Regions from separate parts of the Homo sapiens genome. Here region 2 is linked to region 1. Evidence: chromatin loops called from intact Hi-C (ENCODE). Cell type or tissue: heart left ventricle. All regions are shown on one strand. Each heading gives the region's core, and the rest is flanking DNA. Links, peaks and the distances in the headings are about the cores only. Region 1 has its middle 640 kb from the start of OTOL1. Region 2 holds the start of LOC107986048 (a long non-coding RNA gene).

Region 1 (8,351 bases), core at 243-8,242:
GTGACACTTAGCGCCAGATCCAAAGCGCCCTATATTAAAATATAACAGCTGACAAGCTGCAAGGGCAGGTCTGGACCAACCAACCTTCTTTCATTCTCTGCCATGATGTAATAAACATTATCCTGCCACAAAGCTGAGAAGCCTCTTGTCTTATGACACCTACTGAGAATGCACAGTTTGAAACTGCCACCATGGTGAATAGGAGAAATGTACTCTGGTGACTAGGGTCTATTTACTGATGGTAGTTTAACAGAGGGCAATGGCAGGTATTCATGCTGTATAATGAGTATTTATTATGTGCCGATTGTAACTGAAGGCACTTGTTATCATTTGTGTGAAAATCATCTTTAGAAAAGCAATCAAAGCAATAAAATAGCAGCTTATGCATAACAAAGCAGCAAACTGAGATCTGATAAGTCTACTATTAAGATAATTTATTTATATATTAAAATTCTATTTCTCATGTATGACTTTAGTGAAGTAATATTACTTTGTGTCATATGTAGAGTTCAGGGCATCTATGATTTTAAATACATTTTAAAATTATAAATCATTTTTTATAAGGTCCTTTTTAAGGAGATTTTAAAACTTATTCTTATTGATGAATGCAACAGTGACTGGAAGGAACAGAGCAAGAAATATTTCTTTTCAAACTCATCCTTGCAGTGTTTCAAGGAAAGGTCTTCAATTGGTCTATTTCCTGATCAAGATGTTTGTTTTCACAAAATAATAAAAGTTTTCTATTTGCAAACCAGCTCAGCTTATAGTGAGCCAATTATCTATGTTAACCCATTCCATTTACACCCTAGAAGATGCAGATAGAGGGAAAGGAAAGCAAATAGAGGGGTTTTATAATGATTAAATGAGTTGGGAAAGAATCAGGGACAAAAAGAAAAAATCCAACAGTCTTATATCCTACATGAACTTGGCAGGTCCTGGTCATGTGGACATGAGCCCACATATTTTCTATTCTACGAAAATTTCTATCTCAAACAAATTACTTAAGCTGATGTATTTTTTTCAGGCTTAATTTTATCATTTGTAAAATACAAAAATACTACTTGCCTCACAGAGTTGTTAGGATTAGATGGGCTGTCATATGAGAAAGGCCCTGTAAGATACTTGAGACTTAGTTGAGACTATATATATATACACACACACACTCACATTATATATATATATAGTATAGTTATAATATAACTGTAGTATTATATATTATAATTTTAAATGCTTCATTGAACATTTCATTATTTTCAAGAGTCCAAATCATTTCTAAAATAATATATTTCAATTCTGAGCAAGAATAAATCATTCTGCAGAAATGAAGTAGGTATCCATACACAAATTAAAGTATATTTTTAACTTTCTGAAATGTTTCATAATCCTTATCCAAGGAGTTTGTGTTTCATGTGGTTGGTTAAACTTGTAATTTTCTTTCTGAATTATTATTTCTATATTTTGTTCTTTAAAAATTCTGCATAAATCCAATAGAAAATTATTTTAATTTTTAATATTGTGCAGCCAAATATTTACTATAAGGACTTACAATGTATGTGACTTACTTACTATTAAAAATCAATAAATGTTTAAAATTTGGTGAAATTCAGACAGCATATCACAAGTAAATGCTGCACTGGAGACGTAATAATTTATTATTTCTCAATATTTATTGGCATTGTTGGAATAATTGGACTGTTGTATTTTATTTGTTAACTAACACCTTGGCTGATGCTTATGATATCAGCACTAAGGGTTACAAAACCATATGCTACAGCTTCATACTGCTGAATTTCTGGGCAATTGAAACCAACAGGGATGGCTTGAGCGACATTTTAAAATTGTTTCTTTCCTCTGAGTGGTTTTCATTTAATCACAATAATACTCTGGGTTCTGTCTTAGGACCTGAAGTCTTTTGAAGGAACACAGCTAACAAGACATATGTCCTTTTATACTATTTTCATTTGTTAATATCATGGGATTGTCTTTGCAGTGACCACAATGAGTTTATTCAAGGAAATTAAGCGCAGCTAGATGAAAAATGAGCAAAAAACAGGTTGGTAATAAAAGTAAAATATTGCCCAACAGGGGCTTTTGGCAAAACAGACTTATCACTTTTGTCAAACGTTGTTAAAGTAGCTATTTGGAACATTGTCTATGGAGAGTGTGTTCATGTTTAAGGTCAATAATGAAGTAGGCTGCCTGTGGGAATACCTCCCACGATCTCCTTCTAGCTATATACCCCCATGTCTACTCTTGGCTTCTCACCAGCAAAAGAAACTTACCACTAATTTAGCCTGTGTTACTTTATCCATATAGGTGCCAATCTGTTCTATTACTTGGAGTTTAGTTTCTGTCTTAAAAACAGAATGGATAAAGGGTTATAAGGGTTTCCATGAATTTGTTTATTCCAACTGTTGCTTTCAGCAACTTGGGAAATTACCCTAGGATGGGTTGAAAAATTCACTGGGTCCACTGAGAGAACAACTCAGGCCATAATTCTATCAGCCAATTTCCAAAAGCCTAAACTTTGGCCAGTTGATTCCAGTAGTGTTTTTGGTACCCAGAAATTAAATCAACTCAGTGTCACTGTTTATAGATCTCTGAATGGTGTATTCTCTCTTTTACCAGTGTGTATGTAGCCATGTTGATAAATGGCCTGAGTCCCTTTAGGGAAAACTTTAAGGAAGATTTACAGACCTTTCTTGGCAAAGCATTTCAGTGTCCTTCTTTAAGTGGACCTTCTGGTTTTTCATTTAAAGAGTTTGGCTCTATGACATAGCTCTGGAATAGAAACTTGGTTGGAGGGATGAGACTCTCCGTTATGGTGACTGAAATTAGACGTCTGCTCATGAATCCTAGTGTTTCTCTGTGATTATTCATTAACAAATTATTTAAAAGGCGTATCCTCTATTTTATTTCTAGTGATTAATTAGCTACTGCCAAAAATGTCAGTGGGCCAAAATATTCTGACGACTGCTCTGGACCTGTTCTCCATTATAGCAGCTGTGCTCACCCTACTTCAGGTGATGAGGTAGTGAGGTCCTATCTTGTGTCCTCTGCCGTCCCAGAAACTTATATTTCAATGGTAGCATCTCCCCCCTTTATCTCTGACCTGCAGAGAACAATCATGAGATTTTCTAAGAATGTCAGAACCTGTCTCATTCCTGCATCTCTCAAATTTGGGAGATAATGGGAGACTGGTGGGTGGGTTGCACATGAAACAATAATGCACTTCAATATTTGTATCTCCGTATGCCTTTGGATCTTTCTTCTAGTAATATATTATCATCAGGAAATCTTGGCATCTTAAGCTCATTTTGATGTAATTCACTGTTATGTCCTGCTCCCAGTCAACCAACCAATAATTGTTAAAGCCACTCTGAGCAGCTGAAGCAAACACATTGAATTGAGGGACTTTGGGAAGTTAATCGTAGTAATAAATTCAGACATTTACCCTTTTCCCATTTAGAAAAAAAGTGCAGCTCTCTGCCAGTGCTCATTTAATTTTACACAAACAAGCTTTTGAATGCTGAAGCAAATCTGATTGATTTGCAATGTGAAAATAAAATATGCAAATGGTTCTTGGAGTTATTTATAAACAGAACTAACATCAGAATCATCTGAATCATCAGAATCATCCATTTCAGAAAAATAGAACTCATCAAATGAATCTTTGGCCAACAACTGTTCGAGAGCAATGTTAACATCATATGTAGGGGTGCTACATTTTCTTGGATTTGACATTTTCAGCGATCATGAATTACTATGTTTTGTAAACGGAAATACCACTACTTAAAACAGAATGCTACGAAGAGAATGATGTCTTTTGTTTCCAAAGTTGATACACTAGAGTGATGGGAAAATAATAATAAAAGGAAAAGATTTCATGGCAAAGTTATCTCAGGGTAAAGACTGCAGCCACAAGTGCTTTCGAGTGTATTCTCACGGCAAACGGAATATATATAGGAAACCGATTACTTAAACTGACTGCAGGAGCAGGAAGGTTGTGTTATCCAGAGCTCACAAAACCCTGCTACTGAGGCTCCTAGAGCTATGTTGTCTCTGCTGCTGTTAAAACCACTGCCTCTGACACAGGGCAGGAAGCCGGAAGCCCACAGTCATGACATCTCCTTTTCTCCTACCACCTATTCTCCAGCTAGTGCTACTTATCAGCAGAACCACATCGAAACCTTTTAGGCAAGTGCACAGGATGACTTCAGTTGGGAGGCTTCCTCTATCTGGCTGAATAGAGGAGAGAACAAATGGGTGAGTGTGGAGGTTAACACCCACTCTTCAGCGCACTTATACTCATTCCCCTTTTTAGAATGTACCACAAAGCTCTCCAGGCAAACTGCCAGATGTAATAAACAGCAATTGAAGGAATTTCTAAATTTTAAGAAATTTAAAAGATTCGGTGACCTTCTTTTCTTCTTTTGCTTTACAGTCTCAGGTGATTCTGGACATGTTACTTCCTTCTTACTGCAGCCCTTCTTTACCTAAGAGTAGAGTCTTTTGACTCTTTTTTTCATTCTCCTAATGATTACATTCTTTTTGCTTTACTTAGAAATGGAGAAAAAAGTTATTTCATCGTAATGTTGATACAAAGTGAACTATTTATTATTAACCTATTTTTCAAAAATATTGATATAATGAAGGAATTAACATTTATTAGAAGAAATAAAATAGATGAACAATTTCTTCAAGTTTTATCTTGATCTCAGTGTCTTGAAGCTCATCAAGCTTCATATCAATGTCGTTCTTATGCTCTCAAAAGGAATACATTCTGCTTACCATTATTGCCTTAAATAATATGTACAAGTACATGAAGTACTAGCACCACATTCCACAATGTAATAAATTTAATTTATCAAATAAAAAATGAAGAAAAAGTCATACTACAGGTGCTTCCTCATTTTGAGGACCAAAGTTAAATAAAGAGGCCATTGTATATTAAAATATAAACAATATTTTCACTAGTTTACATCAACGAAAAACTGTTGTAACATGCATTTCTCTCCCACTGCACATATTCAAGTAATGAGAAATTTCTGAGTTGGCTAACCTATGATTTTTAAATTGTCACCACTGTAACTTGATGATTTAGGTTTTCCAGTTTTATGAAAAATGTGTATTGAATAGGCTTTACTTCTATTTCTTTTATTTTATCTCCTTTCAGATCCATCTGGTCACCTTCCCGGTGATGAGCTCTGTCTTTGGTCTGTTGCTAGTCCTTCCGGAGGCAGCGGTCACTACCATCTAGAATATCTTGGTCATGATGAGTTTGCAGGCTTACTCAAGTTCTATTTTTTCACATCAATTTCTACCATCCTGAAATATCCATAATCTTAGGTTTGTCCTCATGATTTATTTTATTTGGAAATTCAGCATTTCACACAGTGAACTTATTTGCAATGAAATAACACTCAAGTGGTTTACAATTACTTGGTTAACATTAGTCTGTTTCTCATAATTATAAACTACCTAAGTGCAGGACTGATATCTGTTCTGGCTTACCATAAAATCTCTTGGAACCTAAAAAATGCAGTGTGCCATGCCTGACATTCAATAAATAATTTTTACATAAAAATATGGGAAGGAAACCATATTTGGGATGTTAGAATTAGGTTCAGAGAAATGTGTATAGTTTTCATAGGAAGTAAACAAAAAGATAGACTTTGGAATGGAATAGGAGAGTACACTATGTTTTCATGTAACATCAGATGCCAGTTGAGCTGTCAACGGCAGGAGGTGAGGTGCGATTTCTGATTTTAAGCAGGGCCAGGGCAACAAAAAGAAATGGAAAAAGTCAGGATACTTGGGGGATAATTCAAGAATAGGACTTGATGATAAGCTGTGGGAGGCTATATGTACTTAGGGAAAGAATGGTGCTTTTGGTTAAAGTAGGGAATGCAGAAGGAAGAGCTGATTTGGAGAAACAATCATTTGTTCAGTTTTTAATGTTCAGTTTGTGATGTTGCTGGGATACCCCGCTGGTTGACAATTTAGGCCTATTGAAGAGGTGGTGGGTTGGGATGTCATTGAATCAGAATCAATTTTGCTGCTGACTGCTTGAATTACAGGAAACCAACTTGGGCCTGTAGTTCTTATGTGTTAAATAAGGATCCTGTTTAGGGGCTAGACGATTACTACGTTTTCTGTTTTCAAGTTTGCTTTTCCACTCCTCTAGAATTTGTAAAAATTCTGGAAGAGCATAAAATATACTTAAAATTTTTTTTATTTTTCTGATAGCGATAAAAATATAAGAACATAGCATTTATTATATTAACCATTTTTAAGAGTACAATTCAGTGGAATTATGAACCTTCATAATGTTGTATAGGCATCATCACTATCCATTTCTGGAATGTTTTTTCATGATTCCAAACAGAAACTCTCTACACATTAAACAATAACTCTCTCTTTCCCCCTTTTTCTAGTTCTTGTAACCTACATCATACTTTCTGCCTGGCTGAATGAGGTACATAGAATAAGCAAGTTCATAGAAAATGTACTTTTTAAATTTGCATTTAGAAACTTATGAATGTCTGCATGATATTGTTCTCATGTACAATATACAATTACATACAAATATAGTCTCAGGAATATTAGAATATATTATCGTTGAAGGGGTTATTAGAATATATTATCATAGAAGTTGTATAGAAGGCTTTTAATAGGGCTTTTAATTCTAACAACTATAATTCAGTTCTAAGAACACTGTCATCTCTAACAAGAATATATAAAGGCTATATATGTATATAAAGGATATTATATACAATGATAATAATAATATAATTGCATATATATTATATCCAATAATTATATGTATAATTGTAAAGTCTTTAAATACGTATATGCAATGGAATACATATTTACAAAAATGAATTGTTTTTTGAGTCTAGATGTCATAGTTTATCAGAAAAATGTCTTTGAGAGAGTACCTTTAGAATTTCAAGGATTCCAATCAAGGCCTAGAAAAATAAAGTATTGCAGTAGGATCAAAATGAATGCTTGATAAAAGTTCTTCTACAAAAAAGTACAATTTTTCAGTGGTCTGACTTTTGCCTTTCTCAGGCAGTGAATAAATACAGCATACAAAAAGCATAACTTTGGTGGTTTATAGCTCGAGCATTAAAAATATCTAACATGAGCCCATAGCTCATGCTTTATATTCAGAAAATAAAAATGCCTTTGACATTGTCTAATATTAATTATTCTAACTAGGTTTGTGAATTCTTGTTAAGATTCATTCAGATAATATTTAAGATCTACTAATTACAGATGTAATATTCTCTATACATGCTCTGAAATTAATTTAATCTGGCAATATTTCACCTAAACATTTAGACAAGCTAATCCTAAAATATACCTACTTTTCAGATTTAATTTTATATGTGGGTCATATATCACTGATATTCACCACTTTGATATCCTTTTCTCCCTAAATGCTCAAGAGCAGTTTCTATGTGTGGTATTATAAGCACGTGTGTGAGTGTGTTGGGGTGTGGTGGTGGGGCAATGGAAAAACAGGTAGTTGTGCTTTCAAATAACTTACAGTTCAATGTCAAACTAGTAATATTCATAATATATTTAAGGGAGTCCAGGAAATGGTACGATAATATAAAAAAGAATAAGGTAGATCGAATTGCTGTAGTTTGTGAGCTAAAGTCATAAGATACATTTACATTATTTTATTTTTCTGAATATTACCTTTGGGAGAAAATTATCTTTTTTCCTCTCTACCATATATTTCTTATTTCTTCTGTCAGAAAATGGATTAGTATTTATGTATTCATTTATTTACTCGTCAAATATATAATGAGCTTTCCTGTAGGTCCTGGGGATACAGTGGTGAACAAGATGCCTAAGTTTTTGCCTGCGAGATTATATTGTAAAGAGAGAGAGAAAGAGATATGAAATAGCATTAACTGCTTTGTAGTGAATTAAAATACAGGGATGTAGTGGTATATGAATAGTTGGGTGGGTTGTCAAGCCAGGCTTCTTTATGGAGGTGACCTGCAAGCTGAGATCTGTGTATTTGAGAGTCGCCAGCCTCGTGATGATCAAAGAGAAGGGCATTCCAGGCACATAGGCCAGTCGGTGCATGAAGCCCTGAATTAGGACAGAGATTTGGCAGAGAGCAGAAATGAGATAAATACAGCTGAGAACAGTGAGCCAATGAGGAAAGCAGTGTAAGTTGGGGTTACAGAGGTAGACAGGGGTCACACAACTTATGGTAAAAACTTCCGTCACTAGTTGGGCATTAAAGACCCTCCATAATCTGTCACAATCTACTTATCTCACTAAACTTCCACTATACTCTATTATTTTGCTCATAGTATTCTACACAA
Region 2 (8,351 bases), core at 63-8,062, 60 kb after region 1:
AGTGTGCAGCCTAGGGACTTGGTGCCCTGCATCCCAGCCACTCCAACTGCAGATAAAAGGGCCAACATAGAGTTCTGGCTATGGCAGAAGGTGCAAGCCACAAGCCTTGGCAGCTTCCACATGTTGTTGAGCCTGCCAGTGTACAGAAGTCAAGAATTGGGGTTTAGGAACCTCCACCTAGATTTCAAAGGATGTATGGAAATGCTTGGATGTTCAGGCAGAAGTTAGCTGCAGGGGCAGGGCTCTCATGGAAAACCTATGCTAGGGCAGTATGGAAGGGAAATGTGGGGTCAGAGCCCTCATTAAGTCCCTACTGGGGCACCACCTAGTGGAGCTTTGAGAAGTGGACCACTGTCCTCCAGACCCCAGAATGGTAGATCCACTGATGGCTTGCACGGTGCACCTGAAAAAGCCAGCCACTCAATGCCAGCCCATGAAAGCAGCCAGGAAGGAAGCTGTACTCTGAAAAGCCACAGGGGTGGAGCTGCCTAAGACCCTGGGAACCCACTCTTGCATCAGTGTGACCTGGATGTAAGACATGGAGTCAAAGGAGATCATTTTGCAGCTTTAAGATTTGACTGCCCCACTGGATTTTGCACTTGAATGGGTCTTGTAGCCCCTTTGTTTTGGTCAATTTCTCCCATTTGGAATGGCTGTATTTACCCAATGCCTGTAACCCCATTGTATCTATGAAGTAACTAACTTGCTTTTGATTTTACATATGAAAGTCCATATGTGGAATGGACTTTCCTTGTCTCGGATGAAACTTTGGGCTGTGGACTTTTGAATTAATGCTGAAATGAGTTAAGACTTTGTGGGACTATTAGGAAGGCATGATTGGTTTTGAAATGTGAAGACATGAGATTTTGGAGGGGCTGAGGTGGAATGACATGGTTTGGCTGTGTCCCCACCAAAATCTCATCTTGAACTCCCACGTGTTGTAGGAGGGACCTGGTGGGAGATAATTTAATTTGAGAGCAGATTTCTCCCCTCCTGTTTCTGTGATGGTGAGTCACAAGATCTGATAGTTCTATAAAGAGCAGTTCCCCTGCATGAGCTCTCTCTCCCTTTGCCTGCTGCCATCCATGTAAGACATGACTTACTCCTCTTTGCCTTCCACTATGATTGTGAGGCTTCCCCAGCAACATAAAAACATAAGTCCAATTAAACCTCTTTCTTTTGTAAATTGTCCAGTTTCAGATATGTCTTTATGAGCAGTGTGAAAATGGAGTAATACATGCTTATTATACAAAAATAGGTTGGGATCTAAGATTAATATCTAAGTTGACATTTTAAAAGAATTGTTAAGAATCCAAAGGTTAGAAGTGGTTAAAAGTAAGAGTCAATAAGAACTAAAAGAACGTCATAGAGACCTTCATAAAGGTAATAAATTGACTACATCTATTTTTGAGAAGGCTATCATAGTGACTCTACATATTTTTATTTATTCCTTGACTTTTGATTAAGTGTTCATTTTCAGTGCTAAAATTTTGAACTCCAGATAACTGAGCTTCACTGTAATATAATTTTTGTCAAATCCTTTGTATTTATTAGAAATAATACATGATACATTACATTGTGTATTATATGTGTATACTTATTTTTATAATAAAATAACAAAATATTTAAAATGAGAATAATACAATATAAATAAACTAATACAATAATATAATTAAATATTACATGCATACTTATATAAACTTAGAGGATATCTCCATGTAGAAATGTTCAACACCAAAATAGAGATATGCTTAGAATATTTGTCATGTGGCATATTGGTGAGTGTGGCTAGGATGAAATGTAATCAGCTAATAAAAAACACAAAGGCTAAGTGTTTGAAGGCACAAGAACCAGAGTGATGGAGAGAGGGATGCATAGAAAAGCATCCCCCCCAACAACACAGACAAACATCTACATCAATATGTCACCCTTTCCTTTTCCTTGCTAACTTTGCAAAAACTTGGACACCAGAATACTGGCAACTGTAGAAGAGCATATCAAAAAATAGAATTTAAAGTGTTATCTAACTCTAAGCACATCTGTTCTCTAAATCAGCTTCTCAAAGATACATTTCATTAAAATCAATCTTGCCAACCCTTGTCACTTAGTCATTGACTCTCTGTTACTCTTTTACTGTCACCTTTCTTGACAGGATTTTGACAAGATCCAGAAGGTCAGTTAAGTTCTTTGCTGCTCTTTTCCATTAATGGTTTATTAACTAGGCAAGGCTAAATATATTCTTTTCTATTATGTATCTCTAGCCAAAAACCGGCTCTGCAGAACAGTAGATTTCTTCCCAAATACCATGGAAGTATCATCTCCCTCAGTCTTAGAAAGAGCATGCATGCAGATGTTTTCAGTTACACTTAGACATAGTTTTTGTTTTATTAACTACAGTGGGCTTGAGACGTTTTTCTCTTTCTGATAAAATCAGCATTTTTTTCAGAGTTCATTTAAATTAATTTGAAAATATCATCTTTTTCATTTTTCCTTCCAGGTTGCTTTTTTCCTTTCTCTCAGACCTGGATTTAGAATATTTCTCTTATTGTTAATTATATTCCATAGAAGTCACTAAAATATCTCTCTCAGTTAACACCCAATTAACTGAAGGACTTTAGAAGTAACCTTCCTCTGAAGCATACTCTGCATATTCACGGCTCCCTTTCTACAGTTTGCATTGCTATAGTGTTTCTCTCACTGCAGAGCTAACAGAAAGTAATTCCCTGAGGTCTAGTTCTAGGAGGATCTACTATTATTGCCTCCGTCAGGGGCCTTACCTCTTATCAAAAGGAGGGCCATTGCCATCAAAATATTTTTTAGAAAAAGAGATTTTTAAAATATAGGATTCTTGAAATGCAGGGGTCTTTAAAACAGCCTGCAGAGTAACTATGAATCCTTAGATAGCATATGCTAAAGCGTGTCTTAAATGTAAATTTCTAGGAAGATTAGTCATGGCTTTTTATCAAATTCTAGATGAATCTACAGCATTACCAAAATTAAATACTCTAAAATGATGCACAAATCTTGTATTTACATATATAAGAGATGGCATATGGTAACATGTATAAGTACAAACTTTTTAGCAAAATAAAAATCCATGGAATTTACAGTGAATTTAGAATTTGGGTATCACCACTATGCTTTCATTCCTTAATTTAGTCAAAAATGGCAAACAACTTCCAGCCTTTATCTGCCCTTCAGCACATTGTTTGGGAGCTCACATAAATATTCACATGCTGCTACATTCACATACACATATATCACATGAAGATTTGGCCTGACGTTACTGAAAACTTGCCATCTACATACTCTGTTCATTCTTCTACATCTACCATTTTTTTATAATCTAAAAAAACTTCTATAGTAAAAAGTTATCTTATTCATGGTAACATGTTTTGTTTTTTAATTTCCTATGTACACATTCTTTGTTCTAAGATAAACTTTTGCTTTTTTTGTTTTTCTTTGTATTGATTTCATCTCAAAAGATCTAATTTTATTCCATATATCTATACAAGAAACAAGCAGTATCCAGTCAATTTTAATACTAAACGACTTAACGCTGGAGAAAAATCAAATAAATGCAAAAATATCAAAAGGCAAATTAAAAGATAAATTAATACGGAGTGTTTGATAATATTTAATTTGTGGACACATTTCATTGAAAAAGCAGCTTCAGTTTATTTTGAGGAAGTCACAGATCTACAAGTGTGACAAATGGTGTCCACATGAGAACAAAGCATTCTGCCAGACTGAAAAGTAGAATACTCTCTGTTTGGTAACAGTAGCCGATTGGTTACTGGTTGAAATTGTTTCTAAATGTTCTTTCTCAATTATCTATAAAACCTACTACTTAATTTGCTACTGTGTTTGTATTAAATTTCAATGTAACTAACATTTTGAAATTCAAGTGTCTTTCTTCTCTGTTTAATAAGTGAGGCCCCTCCAAAAACAAACATCAAGGAGAATTCGCCTTTACCTTTGTAGTCCAGTGGCTGGAGAGAGTCAGTGGAGAATTACTCTGATGGTTGATTAAGCACATGTCAAAAACAACAGAAACAGGCACAACATGGTGCACACAAGAGAAAGAGGGAGACTGAAAGAAAGGAAAAAAGAAAAGTCAGCCTCGATGAAATTATTTCAGAATATGTAGATGTTTGCTTCATTTCAAAATAAAAACTTTATTTTCTATCACATATGGTAGCATGTTAGTATGTGGTGGGGTGTGGGGAGGGGGTGCCATAATACATTGAGTGCTTGGGCCTCCAAGGCTCTTCCTTTACCCAAGATAGACAGAGTGCATCTAAATTCAGATATTATAATTTTTCTTAGAAGGCAACTAATTCACTTTATTTAGCCAGATGTTTTTCCTTTTGAAGTTATTTGAGATTATTCATATTAGAGGGAAATGATGAAATGAATTTATTCAGCAATTAAGTATTAAGTTAGATATAAAGGAGTGTTTACATAAAACTACACTTTCTGAGTTTAATTTTCATCACAAATCCATTTTTACTGATATCCTAGCTTTGGGTCTTTCTTCATTTGGGGTCTCATTGTTTCTCATCTTTATCTATTGGCATCACCTCTCTGGGTTGCCAATGTTCTTGCAACGGACTGTCACACTTTGTACTGTGCCACAAATCACTGCTTGGGAATTGGCCAGAATCTGGGATGGGAGTGAAACAGCAGGGTAAAAATATCCCAGTTGATCATGTGCCTTCTTAGCCCACAAATCTTGGTTGGTAAACCATTGCAACTCATTCGTCGTCCAATTTCCTAGGACATACTTAGTATGTAGGCTTTATTGTCACTGTTGAAAATCCATGAACTCAGACATCCTTTCTCTCCTCTGGGGACTTGCTGTCTTGCATCTTTTCTGTCTCACAACCTAGAGCGAGTACACTCTCTTTTAGCATAAGCTGTGCTACCTCATCCTGATTCCTCTGCTGCTACAGCCACTCTCTGGCTTTCGTGCTCTAAGTCAGCAAATAGCTCTATTTTATGCTGCTCATCTGTTAAAGAGCTCTTTCCACAACTTGACTTTGATTTTGTTGACCTCTGTTAGGGAGCACATTCTATGCCCCATTGCTGTGTATTCCTGCCTCTGGAATAATTCCTAATTCCTTAATCAATGTATCCAATCAACATTAATTACTAAGGACCTTTTATATGCCAAGAGGTGTGATGATGAGTGCTAAGAATAAAATAATACATATGATAGATACACACCCTGCCCTTGTGAAGTCTTCTGTCTGGCAGAACTACTAGTGATTCTGAGGATATCTTTATTTTCATCAGGAGATACCTTTGTTTATTTAGGACAGAATTAAATTCTTCCTGGGAAACTGTCAAATATTGGTCTCTCTCCCAGCAAGCAAATCAAACATACATTTTTTGGTGGTTTTTTTTTGTGACACTTGCTGTAAGCAAATATTGTACATTCTTAGAATTTCAAATGTTTCTTATCGAAGTAGAGCCCTGGTACTGTATTACTATAGCAGAATTTTGAATGTAGAAACAGCATTCTGCTTCTTTATTTTCATCCACATTATTAATTCTGAATGCCTTATCCATTCTGTTCTCATATTCCCGTTTCCATACAGATCAGCAATGCATGCACCCCTGGGAGGGGTAATCAATTATGAGATAACAAGGTTAACCAGTTATCAATATCCTTGATTGATTGTTTATTCTCACTTTTATTTTCATTGCCAACTACTACAGACTGCAGGTTTTTAGCCTAATAAACATCTCTCAAATCCATAACTTTCCTCTTCATTCTTACCTTGTCCTCAAGTTCAGGACTTAGCTGGAAGTTGTCCCTAAACTACACTCTTTTATCCCTCACAAACATCAACCATATATTCACCAGGAAATATATGTTAAAGGAAATTCAAGCCATATTATTTCATGCATAAAATTTTTAAGTAGGTCTTATTGCTTACAGAATTAACTCCAATCTTAGTGGACTTAACATAGCTTGAGTTTCTGCCTTGTAGTCCTGACCCACTTTTCTCTCTTCTGGTTAAAGGCTGCTACCCAAAGACGTTGAAGAATATACCTGTAGTCAAACAAAGCTGTAGTCCTAGTACTATAGCAAAGCAAATGGTACCTCATAGAGAATAATAGGATATCTCAGTGAAAAAGTGTGAGAATAGGCTGGTTACAGCATTTGAGTTTGTGTGAGGTGAATGGGGGTGAGTTTAAGAAAGTGGGAAGTTTTCTCTGGTTTGAGTGTTGGCAGGAAGTAGGCTAAATATACAAATCGTTATCTTAATTCTCTTTCTCTTTTATTTTAAATCCGGGAGGCAGAAGCAGTGAATAGGAACTAAAACTGTAGTTAGTTAAGAACCAACAGTCATTTATGTCAGCCAGGTAAGAAAGATGTTCAGTTTTTTAATTGAAACACTGTCCTTGTTCTTCTCTTTTCAGACATAGATACAGTGTAGTTTTGGTTTTGTTTCACTCATTCATATTAGAGAGTACCTGTCTGATACTGTTGCTGTGGGAATCACTTTCGATTAAGTAGAAGACATCATGAACTACCTGTTGTTGCCAGGTCAGCCATCAGTTAACACTGGCTGAGGATGCTTTCTTTTTCTGCATAAATAATTTGGAACTATTATGCATGGGAATTTTTTCACTTCTCCTTTACTTATTTATTTATTCAACCATTTATGTCAGTATAGACTTATGATTATTTGTTTTGTAAGTTGGATTATAATACTATACTACTTTATTAATTCTATTTGTTTTGTTTTCCAAATTGTTTTCCAGCTTTGGCCATTGAGAGGTCTTTTCAATTGGCTCCTGTGCCCCTTTGACATTCCCCAAGGAGTGTTTTCATTTGTTTGTTTCATTACTGAGCATGTCCTCACTTTCTGGTGCCTCAGGATGCTCTATGTTCACCTTATATATTTTCTGCAACAGGAAAATATATTACTTAGAACCAGCTATTTATCCAAGAAGGCTAGTTTCTTTTCATTAGAGAATAATATTAGAAACCAATATCTGTGCTCTGTCCTACTGGGTAGCAGGTATTTTCAGTTGACAGAACAAGGAAACACATGTGCCTATAGACTATGTGTGTGTGTGTTTGTGTGTGTGTGTATAGGATGTAACTACACATATATATATATATATATATGATGTGACTACATGTGTATATATGTTACACTAAACATGAGTTTATGCTGATGTCTTAGATTCTAACCCATTACTACATCATTCATTCTAAATTCCTCCCTTCCTTATCTGTAAATTTGCACTCCAAGGGTAAGAAATCTAGCCGCCGTCATCTGCCATACGTTTCCTCAACTTTTCACTTCCAATGTAAATGAACAGCAGTATCAAAATTGTGAACCCACACGCTCACAGGAAACAACTTTAATTACAAGAATACAGCTTTATGTGCATTTTCTTTTACTATTGGTCCACTCATTTCCAGACTCCACATATTTCCGCAGTTACTTAGGTCAATACTTTTTTCTCCCACTCCTTTTACTGAGCTGGTTTCATATGTTTGTAATAAAGTTTCTTCTTTTGTCACAGTTTACATTCCTTCTTTGGTCTCCCACCTTTCTAAATGATTTCTTTTTTAGTTTGCGTATATTAAAGTCTACTCTGTGTTGTAACCATCTATGAAGTTTGACAAATCTATAATGTCTTGTATCCACCATTACAGTATCACATAGAATAGTTTCTCTGCCTTCAAAATCCCCTTTGTTTCATAAATTCAACCTTCATCTTTCCCTCAACACTCGGTAACCATGAATTTTTGAATTGTGTATATAGTTTTGCCTTTCCCAGAATGTTATATAATTGAAATCATACAGTATGTAACTTTTCACACTGGCTTAGTGCACTTAGCAATATTGACTTAAGGGTTCTCTGTCTTTTCATTGCTTTATAGCTCATTTATTTTTATTATAAATAACATTCCATTGTATAAATGAACCACAGTTCATTTTATCCATTCACCTTTTAGGACACTTTGGTTGTCAACAGTGTTTTGCAACTATGAATATAGCTGTTATCTTACTCTTTTTTAAAATGCACTTTAGGTGTACTCATTCCTTAGGTTGAGTACACCTAAAGTGCATTTTAGATATACTAATCATCTCTGTTTCTGTAATGTCATTATCATTAAAAACATCTCATTGTGTTATATTTATATGCTTATAATTCTTTTTTTCTTGCAGTCAACTGTAAATCTCTTAAGGACTTAGACCATGTCTAATACATCTGTGTATTCCTGGTTCCTAAACTGGATTTCAGAGATTATTTTTAGCTGAATGAATTTGCCAGGCAGTGTATGCAACAATTTATATTTCTTGTGCATCATATCATTT

What was found. Peaks named below come from ENCODE experiments on the same cell type or tissue, not always from the same donor. Only the 100,000 strongest peaks of a DNase experiment are listed, where the experiment ranks them.
Region 2: a loop joins it to region 1, with 2.1 times the contacts of the local background. A loop is called at or near these places in 3 of 110 quality-filtered maps.

Annotation. Positions count from the first base shown.
Region 1 is chr3:162,130,600-162,138,950 of GRCh38, forward strand. No RefSeq gene overlaps it. Among named protein-coding and RNA genes, the nearest start is that of OTOL1, 640 kb to the left of the region's middle. In heart left ventricle, for the core only: no CTCF peak of the experiment used is centred there; no DNase peak of the experiment used is centred there; H3K27ac peaks cover 1,663 bases.
Region 2 is chr3:162,190,680-162,199,030 of GRCh38, forward strand. LOC107986048 (a long non-coding RNA gene) reads right to left here and starts at 4,093. Exons shown (of 3, transcript XR_001740570.2): 1 at 3,977-4,093. In heart left ventricle, for the core only: no CTCF peak of the experiment used is centred there; no DNase peak of the experiment used is centred there; H3K27ac peaks cover 687 bases.